Linked DNA regions of Homo sapiens: region 2 is linked to region 1. A link is a contact called in ENCODE Hi-C or POLR2A ChIA-PET data. All regions are on one chromosome and are shown on one strand. Each heading gives the region's core, a stretch centred on a gene start or an enhancer-like site at or near the end of the contact. The rest is flanking DNA. Distances are from core to core; before and after follow the strand shown. Region 1 overlaps PEX1 (peroxisomal biogenesis factor 1). Region 2 overlaps FAM133B (family with sequence similarity 133 member B).

Evidence for each region. A loop is a pair of places that touch in the nucleus more often than their neighbours do. ChIA-PET counts read pairs that join two places held with the same protein, here RNA polymerase II (POLR2A). Pooled maps may share reads with other maps.
Region 2: a map of K562 shows a loop between it and region 1 (2.6-fold over the local background). The contact joins two enhancer-like sites. A Hi-C loop is called at or near these places in 2 of 168 maps with a recorded cell type or tissue (K562 and tibial artery) and 2 of 50 pooled maps. POLR2A ChIA-PET finds 5 or more read pairs at or near these places in 2 of 52 experiments (OCI-LY7 and activated naive CD4-positive, alpha-beta T cell).

The regions. Positions count from the first base shown.
Region 1 is chr7:92,484,819-92,487,679 of GRCh38, forward strand. PEX1 (peroxisomal biogenesis factor 1) reads right to left here. Exons shown (of 24, transcript NM_000466.3): 24 at 2,207-2,723. The coding sequence ends at 2,639. It also overlaps a transcript of GATAD1 not described here. Among named protein-coding and RNA genes, the nearest start is that of ERVW-1, 8.3 kb to the left of the region's middle. Within about 2 kb of position 1,358, at least 2 of the 41 ENCODE cell types and tissues checked have a DNase peak (open chromatin) inside an H3K27ac peak, as active enhancers do.
Region 2 is chr7:92,566,111-92,568,971 of GRCh38, forward strand. The region is part of intron 9 of FAM133B (family with sequence similarity 133 member B); the gene reads right to left. Among named protein-coding and RNA genes, the nearest start is that of FAM133B, 23 kb to the right of the region's middle. Within about 2 kb of position 1,506, at least 2 of the 41 ENCODE cell types and tissues checked have a DNase peak (open chromatin) inside an H3K27ac peak, as active enhancers do.

The sequences.
Region 1 (2,861 bases), core at 108-2,607:
TATCCCAGGTTTTGGCACCAAATGTCATGAGCGTCCGTGTGAAGAGAGTCCACCAAACAGGCTTTGTGTGAGCAACAAGGCTGTTTATTTCACCTGGGTGCAGGCGGGCTGAGTCCGAAAAAGGAGTCAGCGAAGGGAGATAGGGGTGGGGCCATTTTATAGGATTTGGGTGGGTAGTGGAAAATTATAATCAAAGGGGGTTTTCTCTTAGGGGCAGGGGCGGGGGTCACAAGGTGCTCAGTGGGGGAGGTTTTGAGCCAGGAGAAGGAATTTCACAAGGTTAATCGCTCAGTTAAGATGGGGCAGGAACAAATCACAATGGTGGAATGTCATCAGTTAAGGCAGGAACAGGCCATTTTCACTGCTTTTGTGATTCTTTGGTTACTTCAGGCCATCTGGATGTATACGTGCAGGTCACAGGGGAGGATGGCTTAGCTTGGGCTCAGAGGCCTGACAGTCGTTTTATCTAAATCAGCGTGAGACCAAGGACCCTGGTGTTCCTCCAGTCATTGGAGCCATATCATTTGTGTTCTTAAGACCAAAATACATGGGCAAAGATCCTACTTGATTCTTACAATGTAAAAATCTCCCAGTTAGTAAACAAAGGCCTGGTTTGAGTCACCACAATATAGTCATGGCCCCTGACCTAATTCTCACACCTAGGTCAGACTAAGAATGAAGAGCCAGAGAAAAGGCCCTGTCATCACATCACAAGTTCTTGCCATGAATCTTCTTTTCTCCAAGCCTTCTTCACAGGATCCAAGGGCACCAGACACTCTGGGGATTATCAGACACTGTGTATGCACTAACACTAATTCTTGGAGACCCAGAATTCCACTGTGACTTCCCATCAGAGTGAAAGCATTACTGCTACATTGAGGGAGTAGCCCTTACAAACAGTGGAGACAGGAAATCTTCCAAGGGAACAGAATTGTTAAGTAACATATCTCCTCCATTCTGTCAGGAGGTAGAGATGTCTGATATAAAAATCTATGCTGATTCACAGATAGTGGCTAATAACATAACCAGATGACCAGAAATTTGGAAAGAACACAACTGGGTATGAGGTCTGGAGGAAAAGTATGCCCAGAGTTCTTGGAATGGGCCCAAAGAATCAGAATATTTGTGTCCTATGTGAATGCTCAGTTAAAAGCCTTCAGTGCTTATACTAATCAAGTGGTCAAGATGACCTCTGTATGGATGTCAATCGGCTGTCTTTTCCAGCCACCCCAGTGCTTAAGATTCATGGTCAAATTGGCCAAGAGTGCAGGGATGTGGCCTCCACAATGTGGACTTCCCCCTCACCACAGCTGACATGACAACCCAGCTATATTGACAGCCTACTTGTCAGCAGCAGTGACCAACCAGGCAAGTCCACACCCAGGAGAGAACAGCCCAAGTCTGACGGCAGGTTGATTACATCTGATCCTCTTCTATCACAGAGCAGGCAGCAATTTGTCCTTCCTGGAGGGGACACACCTTGGAATTGTATTTGTTTTGTATGTTCTCCAAATTTTTACCACCACCACCCTTCATGAACTTACTAAATGGTTTTTACATTGTTTGTTAGGCTATCCCATAGACATTGCTTCTGATCATGAAACTCACTTTATGGTGAAAAGAGGGCAGGTATGTCAGCTCAGTGATTTCATCAAAGAACTGAGAAACAAAGTGCAATGCAGGGTGACGTGTCTCAGTTTAATACTAGTGATCCACTAAGTCTTTGTTTCTATCCCCTGGGATTCTGAGCTTTGCTGGTTTAGAACCTTGAACCTCCTGGGAGCAAGTGATCCTCCTACCTCAGCCTCCCAAGTAGCTGGGACTAGAGGCATACCATCATGCATGGCTAATTTTTTTTTTAAGAGATGGGGTCTCACTATGTTGCCCAGGCTTACTTGTATATTTTAATTAATGTTCTCCTTTTTGCTGTTCCCTTACCCCATTACTATATAGTTAAGATATTAGATACGCAGATTGTATTGATGGTGGCTAACTTTATAATTTAGTTCATATATGAGAGAATATCAAGATAAAATCATAACTGGAACTAGGAGAGGAATGGATGTCATTTAAATATCTTGGGCTTGGAGCTGGATGTAGTATAGTAGAGGGATGTGATTTCATTTCTGGTTGAGCGGATAATTAAATGTATTTGAATTATGTGTAAATTTCACATTTTTTGATATACAAAGAACAGATAATTGTATCAGTAGGTAATAGGATATTTTATTTCAAAACAGTGAAGAAGCTGCTAAGCATAAAATTTGTCAAATGCTACAAAGGTGATGAATATACAACTGGGAATTCCAAGAAATTTAAATTTAATTACATTCTTTATTATCTTTTCCTCAAAAGAAATAAATTAGTTCCACCATTTGGCTAATATTATTTCATTAAAGACTGAATTTAGATTTTAGGAAATAAAATATGGAATCTGTTATAATGTCCCAATTTATACTACAGTATTAATCTCAATCCTGATCATTACATAATTATAGCATTTACCAATCTGTGATTTTATAAATTAACCAAATTTGTTAAATTAAGAAGAAATTCATAGACACCATTTTTTTCCTGTTACAACATATGGAAAAGCCATCAAAAAACTTAACAGAACCAAATCAAAAAGAAGTATATTTTATGCTAAAGTTACTTTCTGTCCAGGTCGAAACATTGTTCCACTTTGATTTTTTCTCCTCTTTGGATTTTGAAAGCTTTCATATCTGAAAAAAGAAAGAGATAATTTAATATGTATAAATACTACCATTACAAAACAAAAGATAATGGATTGTTGGCAAACACAATTATATTTTAAGAAATGAACGGGAAATAACAAACTAGAAAAAAAAATTCCAGTCACA
Region 2 (2,861 bases), core at 256-2,755, 81 kb after region 1:
TACTCAAGGCATTTTTCTTTCATTCTCTATCTTGCATCTTCAAAATTTAAATGTAAAAAACATTTTGACAATCACAGGACATTTAAAATAACTCCTGTTATATCTCAATGAGGTTTCAATAAAAAACATAAAGGAAGGACAATTAAGACGTAAAATCTCTAGACAGCTTCTCTTATATTCCCTTTCAGCACCTAAAAAAATGTGGTACAGTGGAAAAAAACATCAGCTTTAGGCCGAGTGTGGTTGCTCTTGCCTGTAATCTCAGCATTTTGGGAGGCCAAGGCAGGAGGCTTGCTTGAGCCCAGGAGTTCAAGGCCAGCCTGAGCAACATAGTGAGAGCTCCCCCATCTCTACCAAGAAAAAAAAAAAAGAAAAAGAAAAAATAGCTGGGCACAGTGGCATGTGCCTGTAGTCCCAGCTAACTGGAAGGTTGAGATGGGAGGATCACTTGAGCCCAGGAGGTTGAGGCTGCAGTGAGCCCTGTTTGCACCACTGCACTCCAGCCTGGGCGACAGACTGACACCTTGTCTCAAAACAGGCAAACAAAACATCAGCTCTGAAATGAGATAGATTCCAAGGTCTGAATCCTATCTTACTCTCAACATCTGTAAAATGTAGATAATATCCACCCTCAAGGGGAAGTGCCTAAAATACAGCAGGTATTTCTCTCACTCTATGGTGCTCAACAAATGGTAGCTCTATATTCAGTGTAGTTAGTATAAAGCCAATAGGTTAAAATTCTAAGTAAGAATTATCATCCCATTTATATTTTATTTCAATCTTTTTGAGTGTGGTACACTGGATTTAAATTAAACTGAGGCCGGGGGCAGCGGCTGGTGCCTGTGATCCCAGCGCTTTGATAGGCCAAGGTGGGAGAATTGCTTGAGGCCAGGAGTTCAAGACCAGCCTGGGTAACCTAGTTAAGACTTCACCTCTACAAAAAAATTTTTGTTAAAAATTAGTGGGGTGTGGTGGCATGTGACTGTAGTCCTAGCTACTTGGAAGGGTGAAGTGGAAAATCACTTGAGCCCAGGAGTTCCAGGCTGCAGTGATCTATGACTGCACCATTGCCCTCCAGCCTGGGCGATAGAGCAAGAACCTGCCTCTAAAAAAATAAGAATAAATAAGCTGAAAGTTGTCAAAGCTTTCATAAACTTTCGTATTACATGTTAAGTCCAAATGTGAGATATTTCATATTAAACTTGCTACCATGTAGCAGACAAACATAATACAACACTAATACATTACATACAAAACAATATTTATAAATTTGCCTAATGTTGAATTGCGTGGTTTTGCTGCTAAGTGACTACGACATTAAATACATGACAAATACATAAAAATGCAATTAACAATAAAAGGAAGCATGAGGACTAAAAAAAATATAACACATTAAGCACTAGAGATCACAAGCTCACAACAGAGATCACTAACTCACTAGCTCTCTTTACCGAGCACCTAGGAAACAATATTTTTATTGTTATTCTTGTTATTACAATGACTAAGGGTGACAGCAGATGTACTACATCTATATTTAGCCAGGCAGAGATGAGGGATGCTGTCACGCCATGTCCTGAACAGCCCTGTACATCCTCCACGACTTTTGAATAGCCTGCTAAACATTCATGTGATGAATCTGTTTACAATACAGAAACTAAAATTTTTTTTTTTTTGACAAAGTCTCGCTCTGTTGCCCAGGATGGAGTGCAGTGGTGTGATCTCGGCTCACTGCAGCCTCTGCCTTTCCGGTTCAAGCGATTCTCCTGCCTCAGCCTCCTGAGTAGCTGGGATTGCGGGTCTGTGCCACCATGTCTGGCTAATTTTTGTATTTTTAGTAGAGACAGGGTTTTGCCATGCTGGCCAGGCTGGTCTTTAACTCCCGACCTCAGGTGATCCATCTGCCTTGGCCTCCCAAAGTGCTGGGATACAGGCGTGAACCACCACACCTGGCCCAGAAACTAAATTTTAAAAAATAAAATTTTTTTATTTTTTTAAAGAGATAGGGTTTCGCTATGTTGCCCAAGCTGGTCGTAACTCCTGGTCTGAACTGATTCTCCTGCCATAGCCTCCCAAATTGCTGAGATTACAGGTGCCACAAGAGGCTGAGCCACTGCACCAAGCCTCTTGTGCAGGATTTTAAGATATACTGTAATGCCACTGTATGGTTTTTGAAGGGCGTATGTAATATACACCTGCTACAGCCTGCATTTTGTTTTTTCTTAAGATTCTATGTCTTCTGGTGTTACAGCATTGACTGATTGATTGAGATGGAGTTTCACTCTTGTTGCCCAGGCTGGAGTGTGATGGCACAATCTTGGCTCACTGCAACCTCCGCCTCCCGGGTTCAAGTGATTCTCCTGCCTCAGCCTCCCGAGTAGCTGGGATTACAGGCACCTGCCACCACGCCTGGCTAATTTTTTTTTTTTTTTTTTTTTTTAGCAGAGATGGAGTTTCACCATGTTGGCCAGGCTGGTCTGGAACTCCTGATCTCAGGTGATCCACCCGCCTCAGCCTCCCAAAGTGCTGGGATTATAAGCACGAGCCACTGCGCCTGGCCTGGTGTTAATCACATTCAGGCATTTACACTGAAATACAATTTCATAAAATTGCACATTATCATTATTATTTTTTTAGAGATGGGGTCTTGCTATGTCACCTGGGCTAGAGTGCAGTGGCTATTCACAGGTGGGATCAGAGTGCACTGCAGCCTCAAACTCCAGGGCTCAAGCAACCTTCTTGCCTCAGCATTAGCTTTCATTTCAGGAGCAATTACAAGACATTGCTATAAAATGGGGGCAATAGGTCTTAAAGGACCAAGTGCCACTGTTGCAGACCAAGAACGATGAAATCAGAAAGGAGAG